2 separate regions of the Homo sapiens genome follow, and region 2 is linked to region 1. Evidence: chromatin loops called from intact Hi-C (ENCODE). Cell type or tissue: Caco-2. All regions are shown on one strand.

The links. A loop is a pair of places that touch in the nucleus more often than their neighbours do. Peaks named below come from ENCODE experiments on the same cell type or tissue, not always from the same donor. Only the 100,000 strongest peaks of a DNase experiment are listed, where the experiment ranks them.
Region 2: it touches region 1 in a loop (2.9-fold over the local background); 2 of 110 quality-filtered maps call a loop at or near these places.

What each region holds. Positions count from the first base shown.
Region 1 is chr4:152,930,773-152,938,772 of GRCh38, forward strand. It overlaps FHDC1 (FH2 domain containing 1), which reads left to right and starts at 5,551. Exons shown (of 12, transcript NM_001371116.1): 1 at 5,551-5,637. LOC729870 (a long non-coding RNA gene) reads right to left here and starts at 6,065. Exons shown (of 2, transcript NR_136614.1): 1 at 5,877-6,065; 2 at 3,744-4,678. RefSeq lists silencers at 5,507-5,596, 6,929-7,188. In Caco-2, a CTCF peak has its summit at 4,586; DNase peaks (open chromatin) are centred at 4,579, 5,489 and 5,949; H3K4me3 peaks cover 3,023 bases.
Region 2 is chr4:153,063,392-153,071,391 of GRCh38, forward strand. No RefSeq gene overlaps it. Among named protein-coding and RNA genes, the nearest start is that of FHDC1, 130 kb to the left of the region's middle. In Caco-2, no CTCF peak of the experiment used is centred here; DNase peaks (open chromatin) are centred at 2,117 and 4,200.

The DNA.
Region 1 (8,000 bases):
CCTTCTCATTATAGAAGCTTAGTGCAAAGAACTGTCCAGAGCTAGTTCACTAAACTAAGCACACACTCGATTTCCAAGGGGAGCAGAAAGGGCTTTACCAATTGCTAAGTCACCAACATGTCCCTTTGCCCATCTTTCTATGTCCTACAAAGACTTATGTGGGGTGTGCACATAGTATTTCCCCAGGGAAACACACACACACACACACACACACACACACACACACTCTCTCTCTCTCTCTCTCTCTCTCTCTAATATTGTTGATTGATTAGGTTTGTTTGGAGACTGCTTAAACTGTGTGTGTTATGGTTTCAAATTACTGTTTGCTCTTCTAACTTCTTAGAAGGGTAAACAATTTGAAAACAGTTTAAACCCATAGCAAAAGAAACTGGCATCTGACAAACTCTTTAACTTAATTCCTCTTATTAAGACTCATATACTGTTTTCTGGTGGTAAATAATGGAAAGAAATGATAGGTTTTGATGTTATATTTTACAGCTATTTTTCTCCTCAAGGTTTGAATGTTATAACAGCCAGACCCTACACAAACACCAACCAGTTTTCTAAGCACTGAGTCAATTGTAAACTAAAAAGAGCTCTAGCTGGAGGTTTTCTGGGTGAAAGCTCAGTGATATCTACAGTTTTTTTTTTCTTAGTCTCCTCTTCCATCTCCAGCCTCTAAAACACACACACACACACACACACACACACACACACACACACACACACACACACGAAAAACAAATGGATGGACAATTTGCTCTAAGGAAATACAGTATAGATAGGCAGGCATGAGAGTCATCACATTATCTTACTACCTCATTCCTGTATGTTGGGTAAAGGTTGTCTTTAATCTCTCCTACCTTCAAACAAATCAGGCACTATTGTTGACAAAATACCCCTATTTACTTCTGGCAAGGCAAATGTCATTGATGCTACCTTAGATACTAACATCACATGTGGAAGCATTTTCTATTTTAAACTTTCAACCCTGTCTTTACAAAAAATACAAAAGGTAGCTGGGCGTGGTGGCATGTGGCTGTAGTCCCACCTACTTGGGAGGCTGAAGTGGGAGGATCAGTTGAGCCCAGGAGGTTGAGGCTGCAGTGAGCAGTAACTACGCCACTGTACTCCAGCCTGGGTGATGGAGCGAGAACCTGTCTAAAAAAAAAAAAAAAAAAAAAAAAAAAAACTTCAAAAATCACTACTTAGCATTCAGAAAAATATTTCTCCCTTTTCTCCCTCTTAATGATCAGAGCCTAGTCATTACTTACAGTATTTAAAGGCAACTTACTATTTAAATTTCTTAGCCTTCAAAAATGAAGTATTGGCTGGGTGTGGTGGCTCACATCTGTAATCCCAGCACTTTGGGAGGCCAAGGCAGGAGGATTGCTTGAGGTCAGAAGTTAGAGACCAGCCTGGGCAACACAGTGAGACCCTGTCTCTATTAAAAAAAAATTAAAAATAAACTAAAAAAATCAGAAATAAAGTATTATTTTTCAGTTCAAAAGTTGTTTGGGGCCAGGCACAGTGGCTCATGCCTGTAACCACAGCACTTTGGGAGACTGAGGTAGGAGAATGTTTGTGTCACTGTACTCTAGCCTGGGCAACAGAGTGAGACTCTATCTCAAAAAAAAAAAAAGTTATTTGGAAAATTGCCAGTAAGGTATTTGATACAAATTTGCATTTTATAGTAACAGTAACAATTCTGCTGATTTTATTTTGCACTTGCCACTCTTTGAAGGAAACAAGGTCAGAGGATTGGCAAGCCTTTGCATTTGTCTGCAAATCTGTTTAACCATAATGTGGACAGAGTTTGTTTCTTTCTGCAGTTTCCAATTTTAAAAGGCAAAGATAGCCTAGAATCTTAATACTGAACAACTGATCTAATCAAATATATATTTTAAGAAGAATAACGATTAAAGATTAAGTAAAGATCTCAGTCTGTACCCTAGAGGGCCCATGAAGTAGCTCATGAATTAGACTCTTACTCCTTAAGCGAATACTAAAAGTCTGTTTTACATGGATTCTGAAATTTGATTCATTTTGAAGGCTTTGTTTAGTTGTTCCTAATGACAGATTGAAATACAAAATACTTGATGTAGGAGAAACTAAAAGCCTCTCTGGGCCAAGGAGGCAGAAGCCATAAGAATCAAAATAAACTGGGTGTAGGAAATAAAGCATTCTGGAAAGGGCAACCCAGGGAGAGGGAAGAGCAAGCTGCAAATCGAATCAGGAAAACACAGCAGTTCTTCTGCAGGGCCTGGTACCAGTGCCTGGTACAGACCCATTTTCTGGGCCACACTGAGTTATCTAACACACTTTCTGGGAGGTTTGGCCTGGTTGGAAAAGTGAGAGCTGGTCACACTGCCCACTGCTCAAGAGGCCTGCAGTGGCAGCAGCGCCACCTCCAAGCCACGAATGCCAGTAGCTGGGCAGACTTTGGGCACACTGGGCTTCAGGAGCCTTTCCAGCCTTATTTAAAGGCTGGTTGGCACATTTGGGGGATACAGATGGACAATCAGCATATTAATAGATGAAGAATAAATTGTCTTCTAGATTTTGCAGCTTTAGATCCAATCCATCAAGATATGAACTCTATTGAAGAGTTGCGCCATGCTTCATTCAAGCACTTTTTGACCACATCCTATGTACAATTTGAAAAATAAGAGTCAAAGTAGGCCAGGCGTGGTGGCTTACATATGTAATCCCAGCACTCTGGGAGGCTGAGGCGGGTGGATCACAAGGTCAGGAGATTGAGACCATTCTGGCCAACATGGTGAAACCCTATCTCTACTAAAAATACAAAAATTAGCCAGGTGTGGTGGTGCATGCTTGTAATCCCAGCTACTTGGGAGGCTGAGGCAGGAGAATCGCTTGAACCTGGGAGGCAGAGGTTGCAGTGAGCTGAGATCGCTCCACTGCATTCCAGCCTGGCGACAGTGAGACCCCGTCTCAAAAAAAAAAAAAAAAAAAAAAGTCAAAATAAGCATGACATATTCAGGGGCAGTACGTCCCACTGCTTGAGTGAAATGGGACGCATCCAATTGTGGGAGATAAACGTAGGATGCTGCCGGATTGTCAGACTGAAGAATGCTGCCTTCTTCCTGTAGGAGCACATGGGAATCTGCAGAAGGTTTTGAAGAGGTAGGTAGTGTGATGAAATCAGACTTTTAAAAACAGTGACCTGACAGCAGTTTTGGGATGGATTTAGGAAGAAGAGAGAAGCAGAAAGAACACCAAGGTAGTGGATGTAGGTATCCAATTTAACTTCTCTAAGCTAGGAAATCAGAATGCTTATAGGATCATGGTGAGAATTAAGTGTGGTGCCTGATATGTGGCCAACAGCAGATAAATACTTGTTCCCTCTTCCACTACTTGGGGTTACTGCAGTGATGGTGCATGTGAAAAATAAAACAGGTTACTTGGGAAAGAGCAGCAAATTTAGCAAATACTTGAATTTTAAAGAATTTAAGAGAGACAAGCAAAGGAAAAGCTAGGATTTCAAACAGAAAAACCAGGTCTTAGGTAAAGAGGGGGAGGTGGTGGGTGTGGGAAGAGTACTAGTTTTGAGGGAAAGATGAGTTGATTTTTGGATATTTTTATTTGGACTTGAAATTTTACAACGATAATATGGATTCAAGAGTCCCTGACATTGAAGAGAAACCCGGAGATATACCTTGAAGCTCAAATTTCCAAGCCCCTCATTTTCCCTGGGCCCTTCCAAGGATACATGTCTAGTATTATGTTTGTAAGTTTTTATTGCTTTCCTTTAAGAAGTTCCCCCAGGAGTTATACAAGCTTCAGGTCCCACGACATCTGGATGGGTTCAGTTTGAAATCAGAAGGTATTTCTTTGGGATACTGGGAGATCGAGAGTTGGAAAAACCTTGTTACTGTCCTCAAAGGAAGAGAAGGGTCAGCAGAGAAGTCCAGAGAAGCATAGAGAAGGCCTTAGGGTAGGATGCTGCCAAGGAGATCAAAGGGATGAGGGGCTGAGAATGGGTCACCAGACTTGACTTCTCAAAAAGTAACTGTTTTAGAGTGCATGCTCAATACAGTTGGGGGGAGGCCCACTGTCACGGGGTTGAGGAGGGAGGAGTAGGCAAGGGGTGTGGACTCCCCATTTAACAAGGTCGACAGTAAGAGAAAAGAAGATGCCACTCAACTCCTCACTTTCGATCTGCTGTAATTTAACTTGAGCCTGAACAGTCAATATTCCTTTGGGATTCATATTAGCTCCCTGAGCATGACATTGTCTTTCTCTTTATTACATTTTCTTATTCCTTAAGATTTTAAGATTTTCTTAATTGGATCCATTTCTCTTCATGCACCATCAATGGCCAAGAAATGGGCTATTGGCAGGCACAGTTTTGGTTTTGGGGTTGATTGGTTTGTTTACACTAATAGTTTCTCTTTCTCGATCCAAGGCTTGACCAAGGAGGTCAGGAATTCTGTCCTGGGAGTTCAGGGACTGAGGACCAGGATGGAGGAAGCAAAAGGCGTCAGGCATTAGGCTGGAAACGTCTTGGTCGGTTATCTAGGATCAAAGAGTCAAAGGTAGCGATGACTTCATCCCCGTAGAGGGCGCCTCCCTACCCCGACAGTGGATTTTCGGTCAGCCGGTTTGCCCGGGATGTTTTCTTTGACTACTTGCTTCTCACTGGCGCCCCAAGTCACTTTGAAGAAAAAAAAAATGTGATTAAATCGATTCCCCTGTTTCTTTCTGTGAGGAGTGTGCCTTTCCCAGACAGCGTGCGTTCATTCGATGAGGCCTGGCAAAATTTTTGAGGGGTCTTTTTACGCTTTAATACAACCTAAAGGTTTCTGTTACCATCATCATTGAGAATTAAAAACAAAAACAAAATAAAAAACGGTAACAAATTTACAGCTTGGCAGGCCCCAGGGAGGAGCTGACCTTTGCGAAGCTCTAGCGCAGCCAGGTTTCAGCTGTAGGGGTTGGGACAGGTCAGTTCGCCCAAGTGCTGCTAGCTCTCCAGGGAGAAGCAAGTGTTGGGGCAGAGGGTGGTCTGGCGCGTGCGTCGGGGGGCGTGTGCGGGTGTGTGTGTGTGTGTGCGCGCGTGTATATAAGAGTGTGTGCGCGCCCGTGTGCACAAGAGAGGGTGCCTGGGAGGCTGTCGCAAAGGCTCCTTTGTGAAAGGCACTTGCAGGTTCAGAAGCCAGCTTGGCGCCTCCTCTCGCCCGTTCCCCGAGGACACCTGGCTCTTCTGGGCAGCCCAGCTATCTCCGTCTCCTGCCGCCCCTACTTCTCTCGGTGGCCCCCGGCCTAGCCCCGCACCAGCCTTCGGGTGCGGGAAGCAGTGTGCCCCGAGGCGTCTCCCCCGGGGCCCCGCGCAGGTGAAGGTGAGCGCGTGGCGGTGACGGTGGCGCGCGTAGGGTGGAAGGGGAGGCGAGGGAGGGGCGGAGCAGGAAAGGGCGCGCTGCCCTTCCCGGCCGGCCAGGAGCAGCGAGGCCGCAGCTTTGTTACCTGAGGCTGCCGCTGCGCCCCGCCCCGCCCTGCCCCCTCGCGCTCAGGGTTGGCTGGGCCTGCAGTGACCGGGAGGAGGCGGCTACGCCGACACAACGGCGGGAGGCTGCAGCGGTCTGCGCGCCGGGAGCGGGGGCGCGCTGGCCGCGGGTGAGTGCGGGTCGGGCGGCCGAGGCGGGGGCGACCGCGGCGCGGGACACGGGGAGCTGGAGCCCCGCCGCTCGGGAGGGTCAGGGTTGGGGTGTTGTCCGGGACCCGAGGCTGAGGCGCCGAGAAGCGCGGCTGATGGGTGCCGGGTCTCGGCTTCCTCCGAGCCTCACCGGGAAAGCTGGAGAGGAGGTTCCAGTTCCCTCCACATCCACCCCGGTGACTTTGGCGGCCGCCCTTACCCGGCCACGGAGAACAGCGATCGGTCCCTGGAGGCGAGGACGCGCCGGTGTGGACCCGCGTCTGGAGAACGAGCTGCATCGCCAAGGCTGCTGCGGGTCGCACCTGGGCGGTTGACTATTAGTCGTGGCTAAGACTTTCAGATCAACCGCCCCCTAGTTTATCCCGACCCTTGGGAGACAGCGGCGTCCCGCACGGAATGCGCAGCCGCGGCGCCGCGCTCGGTTCCCTAGCCAGCCGGGGGCCACGCCTGGCCCCTGACACAGTGGTGGGGCGGTGGCGGGGACCTAGTGCGGTGGTGCGGACCGAGGACCAGGCGCTTCTCGCCCCGACAAACTTGCTCCGGCCGCGCGAAGTTCGGATTGCAAGTTGCGCCCCGCGCCTGCAGGAGTGTGGGGAGGGGGAGGAAGCGGGTGGGCTGGGGATCAGCCTCCAAACAAGGGGTGTCCCCAGCTCTTGGAGAGCGGGTTCTGACCGGTTTCAAACGCCAGGAGTCTCCCCTCTGTTTTTCTCAGCGGCTCGACCCGGCTCCCTTTTGGCAGAGCCGCAGTGCGGCCGTGAGGCTTTTCCCCCGCGCCTGCGACCTGGATGGGGGACGTGGGAAGATGTCGCGGCGGAGGCTCCGGGTGGGTTGGGAGCGCGCGGCCGCCGCAGACCCGGTGTCTGCGAGCCGGAAGACCCCCCCTTTCGTTTCATTCACACGGACACCTCCCCTAGTTAGCCGTCTCCCACCCAACTTCTGGGCGCAGCGTGCTAAACCCCCGCAGAGGGGCTGGCGCCCTGGGGGGCGTGGCGTGGGGAGCGTGGGCTTTCCAGCGTGGGCCCCTCGGGGAGGGGGGCGGGGCCGAGACCCCCTCCAACTGGAGGGGCCGGGAATGGGCGAGCGGGTGCGGCGGCCGACCCAGCAGCTGCAGCCGCCGGACGGGAGAGCGGTCGGCGCTGCGGAAGGCCGAGGGTCGTGCAACGCCCGCGCTGGGCGCCCGCCCCGCAGTCCCCGCCCCGCAGGCCGCGGCTTCTCTCCCCGCCGCAGAGCTGGCGCGGCGCGTGTGGGCGTCGATCTCAGCGCGCACCGGCGCCCCACCCTCGCGCCGCGACGCCCTTCTGCCCGGCGCTGATAAGGACGCAGCTGGGGCTCCGCGCGGCCCGTGGGCCGCCCACTCGCGTTCAGTTTGCTGACCCCAGCGCGGCTCCCCGGGGATTCGCGGCCCAGCCGGTGGCGGCTGAGCCGGTGGCTTGTTGGTGAGTGGCTCGGGCGGGGACCGGGGTGCCGGGTTGGGGATGTAAGGAGGCTGCGGACAGCTGTCTAACGCAGAGAGCTGGTGAACTACTACGTATCCAAACTTGAAAGAAGTGGTGTCCCAGGACCCCCCAGGCCGAATTTCTTCCGGACTTAATGGTCGGTTTTCAAACTTCCGTGTGGACAGAAACGACCTCCGGGATTCGGCCGTCTGTGACCCCCTTCAACTGACCCACAGTTGTCTTCCTGGAAGGAGCAGCCGGCGCTCCCTTCCCTCTCTCTAGAGCATCCTTTGGCACGCATGTGCTTTTTTTTTTTTTTTTCTTGGTTTTGGGACAGTGAGAGAAACTGAAAATGAACATTCAAATACAGGCGTTTTTCCTCTGCTCTCGGGTGTTGGTCTCGGGCGCCTATGAATATTTACATTGTGCTGCAGATTGAAGGCGCTTACTGGGAACGCGTTGTCCTGGGTTCTTTCACTACTGCCTGGAGCACAGGCAGACGGAACTCACAGAAGAGCTGGACGGTCCGGCTCTGGCCCGACTGCGTAATTGTACCGACTGACATTCTGTGTTTAATAATCAAGAAAGCTTTTGAAAGATAAGTGGTGGTGGAGGAGCCTTTTCCCGAATTAGTGGAGTGGGAGTAAAAATTCCATAGTTTAGAATTGTCCGTACTTTCCCCATCCTTTTCTTCTCTCCCAAATACAATAAAATAGGGCTGTGTGTTTCTCTACCTCTGCTCTCCAAACTCGGCTTGTTCTACCCTGGTTTGTCATCAGAAGCATGTGGGCCAGCCCTTCCTGCCCCCACCTCTTCTGTGGCACATGCCAGGAGTCAAGGAGAAAGGTTTTCTGGCAGGTTTTCCTTGATGTTCCTTTTGATTATTG
Region 2 (8,000 bases), 130 kb after region 1:
TCCCAGCTGCTTGAGAGACTGAGGCAGAAAGATTGCTTGAGCCCAGGAGTTCCAGGCTACAGTGAGCAAGGATTCCACCACTGCACTCCAGCCTGGGTGACAGAATGAGACTCTGCCGGAAAACAACAACAACAAAGAAAAAGAAACACAAAACACTTTAGGTAGAAACTTAGACAACAAAGAGAGAAATATTTTGGGACAATAACCTACTTCATTCAGGTGTTAGGTCGGCCCTACTCAGCACTCAGAGGGAAAAAAGTTTAAATGGGTAAAGTCCTGGTATGAGTCAGGATAGCCTAGGCTCTGCTGAGGCAGCAAATGAACCTTGAAATCCAGTCTCTGGAAGTCTCCACCTCATTCATTCACTAGGTAAAGTACGTGGAGTGTCAAATGCAGGTAGCGACTGAAAAGAAGGTCAATGAGAGCAAATTATTTTGGGGAGATTTAGATTTGTGACTGTTTAGTTACAATGTTGCTAAGAGAAAAAAAAACCTATGCTAGCGGCTAAACTACGGTTAAGTTTGTCACAGATTCCGTGTGTCAGGGATAAATATGATACCCATTTAAAACTTTTGTTTTATGTTGTTCACTTTTGAAATATTCAAATCTTTTATCCCGAATAAGTAATCATTACATCAACAAAATATTTATCCTGAATGTGGTAGATGCTTACTTAGTGTCTGCCCAATGACTAAATGAAATGCATGTTAGGAGTTTATAGTATGAAGTGAAATATAGGTAAACTAATCACAGAAGAAACAGGCCAAAAAACATCCTTGGAAGGCTTTTCTCCCCTGAAGTTTGAGTTTTCATGGGCCAGTAAAATTGAAAAAAAAAAAAAAAAGATGAACAAGTTAGCCAGTAAGGACATTAAAAACAACAGCAACAATTATCACCTATCAACCATCACCTATCAATAAAGTGAATCAAAACATCAGGCTTAACCTGCAATTAGAATAAGAACAGTCTTTAAATTCATTTAGCTTTGTGAAAATCTCACTACACTGTCCTTATTTTTCTCATTCTGTCAAAGCAAAATGCACTAATCAGGCTAACTGTCCCCCCTCCACGCATCTCCCTTTAGAACTGTGATAAACAGAGCCCCAGGACAGTAGGATCCGGACTCAGCTATGCAAGCAGGACTGAGGAGAGTTGCTGCCCGGCTTGTTGGGGGGCGGCTTGCTTTCAGGGACAGTGCCCTGCCTGGTTCCTGGCTGTCTCCCAGCCTACCCACGACCCTCTCCCTCTGAGCGGGGCGGTGGCATTAGCTGTCTCATGGGGCAGCCCAGGGCCCTGGCTTCTGGACTCCTGCCCTTGCTCTCCCCAGAGAACAGTTCTCACAGGGATTAGCCTGAGGCCCAGTCGCCCGGTCTCTCACGGGGAAGCGCACATTTCCTTTCCTGGCTCTCTGCACCTACCTGGGAAGGCGGCCCGCCTTGCTGCTACCTGCCAGTCTGCTGGCCCGCCTGGTCCTGTGGCTCTCCGTGGAGCTTTCTGGAGCAAAGAGGCTGAAGAATACAGCGGCACAGGGCCAGAAGCTGGCTTCTAGGGGCTGGGCCATGTCTCTCGGATCTTGGTCCTCTCCTCTCAGCTTGTTCTTGTGGCTTCAGCTGCCTTCAGCCTCCCGTGGAGCCGTGGGAAGGGGGTGCTGCCTGCTGACAATGGAATTTCAGGGCCTTGGGGACACGCAGGCTCCAGGCAGGAGCTCCCTTGGGTTGGGAGATGCGCCCCCCAGTACTGGTCATAAGAAAGAGAAGCAAAGATGAGTACAACTGACATGTGTAAGAATTTTCACCTTTATCGGCACACAGGGATGACATTCTAAGGGACCTGGGAGGCAGCAGACACTTTTTAATTAGTTTGATGACATGGCCATTTGGACAGCCGGGAAGACAGGTCGATGTAATCATTAATACATCTTATTGCTTTACAAGGCAATAAACTAAGGAAACGGGATCCAGTTTGTGGTTTTCTCCTTTTACCTGGGCTCCTGTTTGTGTATATGTGTGTGTTTATCCAAGTTTAAACTTTCAGGGTTATATAACCGTTCCCCTTGGCTTACAATCAAACTTCCAGATTAGCTGGAGGTGCCCTGCGCAAGTTAGGAGTTGGTGTGGGGGTGAGCCACGTGACCGAGCCTGGCTTCCTGGTTGGGGCTGCTCTCTAAGCAGAGGTGTTTGCTTGCAGCTCCGGGAAGAGCGTTGTCTGGAGATCCTGGTACCCATTCTTCAGGCTTTGGGGACAATGCCCTGAGCATCTCCTGTTCTCAAAACTGTAGCTATATAAAATTAGAAATCCTATCAAGCTTTGTTCCTTGTAAAGAATGTCCAGTGCACTGAGATGTCTATACTGGCAGGAACCACTTGAAAGGAAGTCAAAATTTCCAGTTATTCAAGTTCTTATCAAAGTGGTACTCACTGGGTTGAAACAATGTGATTCTTGGAAGGACTGTCTTATGAGGCTCAGATTCCAAATGTTTCCTTTCTTCTCTTGCTTGCCTCCTTCTTTTAACTGAGTTACTATCTCCTAGATGCTGATTACAGTAAAAATTATGTCTCTCTCTGTAGGATTTGTCAATGTGGTGAGAAACAGATTATGAGTGGGGCTGAACATTTCAAACTTCTTCTGGTAGAACACCCATCACCCAATCATCTGTGTGATGATTAATATTATACATCAACTTGGCTGGGCCACAGTGACATGAAACCTTCTGGGTGTTTCTATAAGGGTGACTTTGGATAATACTAACATTTAAATCAGTAGACTTTGAGTGAAGCAGAGTACTCTCCATATCACAGGTGGGCCTCATCCCATCAGCTGAAGGCCTTACAGGAACAAAGATTGACCTCCCAGTATAAGAAGTAATCTGCCAGCAGGCTGCCTTTGGACTCCAACTGCAACTCTTCCCTGGGTTTCCAGCCTGCCAGCCTACCCTGCAGACTTTGGACTTGCACCTCCACAACCATGTGAGCCAACTCCTTAAAATCTCTCTCTCTTTTTCTATGTACACACACACACACACACACACACACACACACACACACACACGCACACAGAGTTGCCCTTCAATATCCATGAGTGATTAGTTTTAGGACCCCCACAGATACCAACCATGAATGCTGAAGTCCCTGATATAAAATGATGTATTATCGGCATATATCTTACACACATCCTTCCATGTACTTTAAATCATCTCTAGATTACTTATAATACCTCATACAACATAAATGCTATGTAAATAGTTGTTATACTATACTGTTTAGGGAATAATGACATAACAAGAAAAAAGTCTGTATGTGTTCAGTTAGATGCTTTTCTTAAAAAATATTTTTTAGCCCCAGTTGGTTGAATCCACAGATGTGGAGGTTCCAGATGCGGAGGACCCAGTGTAAATATATGCACATCCTGTTGGTGCTGTTTCTCTGGAGAAGCCTGACTAATACAAACAGTATATGGATTGTTGGTAGAACCTCATGTCTCCCCTAAAACCCAGATCAACTTGTCCCTTTCTGCCTCTCATAGGCCTCCAGAGTTTAAGATGAGGATTAGTGGCTCAGGTGAGCGCAGTGGCTCACGCCTGTAATCCCAGCACTTTGGGAGGCCAAGGTGGGCAGAGCACTTGAGCCCAGGAGTTCGAGACCAGCCTGGGTAGCATGGCGAAACCCCATCTCTGCAAAAAATACAAAAATTTGCTGAGTGTGGTGGCACACACCTGTAGTCCCAGCTACCAGGGAGGCTGAGGCGAGGATCACTTGAGCCTGGGAGGCAGAGGCTGTAGTGAACCATGATTGTGCCACTGCACTGCAGCCTGGGTGACAGAGTGAGACTCTGTCTCAAAACAAAAGAAAGAAAAGAAAAAGAAATGGGTTAGTGCCTCCCAAGTCTTAGATCCCTAGTGAAAGGCCTATAAAAATGCAAAGCCCCAACCCAGCCAGAACTCCTCCCCACACAGAAATAACAAGCTGGAGTCTTGAGGACCTCCCAGACCTGATTTCCTGCTCTGCGGCCCTCTGGAGGGGGCCTAAAAGGGAGGCATATACCCCAGCAGCTAAGGGAAGGCAAACATTGAGTCCAAGCAAAGGATCTCAGTCCTTTGCACTATGTATGGTGCAGAGAAGGCCTTCCAGTCACTGTGCTGCACCACTTGAGTGTGCCACTCTGTAAACTCAGCAAAGGCATGAGTCACTTTGAGTTCCAAAGGTCCCCCCATCCCCCAATTCTTTCCTTCTCAGTTTGGTTTGCTATTTCAGTGGGAGGTTCAGAGGATAAGCTGGAAAGACAGCAAGCAGCACAGGAGAGTGACAGGATGGCCTGTGACTAATAGAGACCAGGTTATTGTCCCCTGACCTTTTATTTTTCACAAGAGACTAACATTGCTTTTTTTTTTATCATAAAAATGATGTATTACTTATTGGAAAAAAATTCCAATACTGAAAGTATTAAAAAGAAAGCCGAACTCTACCACTCTGAGATAACCACTGTTCCAATTTGGTGAATATTTTTCCAGATATCTGTGTAGGTATGTGTATTAGTTTGCTAGGGCTACTATGACAAAGTACCAAAAACGGGGTGGCTTAGACAGCAGAAACTTGCTCTCTCACAGTTCTAGAGGGTAGAGGTCTGAGGTCAAGGTGTCAGCGGGTCTGGTTTCTTCTGATGCCTCTCTCCTTGGCTTGTAGAGGGCTTTCTCCCTGACACTTCATGTGGTCTTTTCTCTCTCGATCATGTCTCTTTCCACATGTCTTCTTCTTACAAGGAACACCAGTCGTATTGGACTAGGGTCCCTCTAAAGAACTCATTTTCACTTAATTTGTTCTTTAAAGACCCTATTTCCAAATATAAACACATTCCGAGGTGTTAAAACTTTAACAAAGGAATTTTAACGGGACACGTATCAGCCTGTAACAGTGTGTATACGTGTACCTATCAGTAGATTTACAACAAGGAGATGTTACCCTTGTTTTTTTGTAACTGCTTTTTTTTTAACTCATCAACATATCTTTCTAAAGTGATAAATAGAACCAATTCTCATGACTACTTACTATTCTGTTGTATGTATCATAATTTATTAACCACCTCTGGTTTGATATAAATTTTTTCCTGAAGTTCACAATTATCAACGATGTTGCAATGGACATCCTTTGGATATTTGGCTGGTTATTTACTTAAAGGTAAATGTTTACAAGTTACATTGCTGGATCAAAGAGAAGTTTATTTTAAATTTTGGTACAAATACAATAGTATAGAAACCTTTGATTTTTAAAGAGGTCAAATTTATTAGTGTTTTGAGGGCCTATGCATAAAAATGTTAGAACTATGACATAATTATTAGTACAGTGTTAAGTTTGGCCTAAAGCTGCCTCTTTACGTATTTTAAGCTTGATCTAAAGGTTTCTCCTTGCATGGTGAAATCTAACCTAACTGGATGTGTAAACAGACTATGATCTGCTCTTATAACAAGTAGCCGAGTTTCAGTCCATCACAGCAGCCGTACTTCAACCACTCCCAGGCAGCCAACTATTCAAACTGTGTTCCAATAAGGCAAACGCAGAGCTGTAACCAGTCCGGCAGATTCTGTATTTCACTTCCATTTTCTGCATCTCACTTTCCTTGTTCTGTCCATAAGTTCTCTCCAGCCACGTGGCAGCGCTGGAGTCTCTCTGAACCTATGCTGGTTCCTGGCACTGCCTAACTCATGAATGGTTCTTTGCTCAATTAAACTCAATTAAATGTAATTTGTTAATATAGTTTGGATGTGTGTCCTTGCCCAATTCTCATACCGAACTATAATCCCCAGTGTTGGAGGTGGGGCCTGGTGGGAGGTGATTGGATCATGGGGGAGGATTTCTCATGAATGGTTTAGTGCCATCCCCTTGGTACTGTTCTCATGACAGTGAGTGAGTTCTCACGAGATCTAGTCATTTAAAAGTGTGTGGCACCTCCTCCCCTTGCCCTTGCTTTGCCATGTGATGTGCCTGCTCCCCCTTTGCCTGCTGCCATGATTGGAAGCTTCCTGAGACCTGTCTGGAAACAGATGTCTCTAAGCTTCCTGTACAGCCTGCAGAACCATGAGCCAATTAAGCCTCTTTTCTTATAAATTAATCAGTCTCAGGTCTTTCTTTCTTTCTTTCTTTTTTTTTTTTTTGAGACAGAGTCTCACTCTGTCACCCAGGCTGGAGTGCAGTGGCGCAATCTCGGCTCATTGCAGCCTCCGCCTCCCAGGATCAAGCGATTCTCCTGCCTCAGCCTCCCAAGTAGCTGGGATTACAGGCACCCACCACCACACCCAGCTAATTTTGTATTTTTAGTAGAGATGAGGTTTCATCATGTTGGTCAGGCTGGTCTCAAACTCCTGACCTCAGGTGATCCACTACCCTTGGCCTCTCAAAGTGCTGGGATTATAGGCATGAGCCACTGTGCGCCCAGCCCAGTCTCAGATATTTCTTTATAGCAATGTGAGAATGACCTAATACATTTGTCTTACATTTTTCTTTTAACAATGGAATAGTTACAGTGCATTTTAAATTGCAAATCTTAGCTCTAACAGCATTTCCTTTTGTGTATAAGGCATATTTTAGGCTCTTTGACACCCAAATAATTGACCAATTGCTTCAGTATTATTTACGGATAATTTATCTTTTCCCCTTTGATTTAAAATGCCTCGTTGACCACATATTAAATTCTCATTTATTACATGGTTCTGTTTTTTGTTTTGTTTTATTTTTAGAGTCAGGGTCTGGCTCTGTCTCCCAGGCTGGAGTGCAGTGGTGCCATCATAGCTTGCTGCAGCCTCAAACTCCTGGCCTAATGCGAGCCTCCTGCCCCAGCCTTCTGAGTAGCTCCTTAGCGTGTGTCACCACACCTGGCTAAGTTTTTTATTTTTTATAGAGACGGGGTCTCACTTTGTTGCCCTGGCTGGTTGATTTTTAGACTCTGTTTTTGTCCATTGATTTAATTGTCTATGTCTGTGCCAGCAACCATACTTTTTTAATAGTTGTATAATATATTTTGATATCAGATAAAATTCATTCCCCCCCCCCAAAAAAAAAACCTTGGCTATTTTTATGAGTTCTATTTTGACTTATTTTTAAAGTAGTTTTTGTTGTTGATTTAGTAGAAGCATATAGAAAAGCACACAAGTCAAAGTTCGTGGCTTGATCAATATTCAAAAGAGAAAACACTCATGTTCCCACTACCCAGGTCAGGAAATAGAACCTTTCCAGAACCTCCAAAACCCCTCATGTGTCCCTACCAGTCACTAGGGCCTCCCCAGAGGTAACCACTATACTGATGTCAATCATCACATCCATTTTGCCTTTGTCTATATATATTTAAATTTTTTTTTAATTGTGGTAAAAAATGCACAACATAAAATTTAGCATCTTGACCCTTTTTAACTTACAACCCAGTAATGTTGAGATCATTCACATTGCTGTGCAACCAATCTCCAGAACTCTTCTCATCTTGCAAAACTAAAACTCCATATCTAATAAACACTACTCCCCATTGTCCCTTCCCATAGCCCCTAGCAACCACCATGCTACTTTCTGTCTCTATGAATTTGGCTATTTTAGGTACCTCATATAAGTGAAATCATACAGAAGTTTTATTTTTTTTTGTGACTGGTTCATTTCACTTAGCATAATTTCTTCAAGGTTCATCCATGTTGTAGCATGTGTAAGAACTGTATTTCTTTTTAAGGCTGAATAATATTCTACTGTATGTATATTCTACATTTTATTTGTCCATGGGCACTTGAGTTGCTTCAACCTTTTCACTATTGTGAATAATGCTGCTATAAACATGGGTGTACAAACATCTCTTCAAGACCCTGCTTTCAATTCTTTTGGATAGGTATCCAGAGGTAGAGTTGCTGGATCAATAGTAATCCTATTTTTAACTTTTTCAGGAACCGCCATTGTATTAGTCCGTTTTCACATTGCCAATAAAGACATACCCGAGACTGCACAATTTACAAAAGAAAGAGGTTTAATGGACTT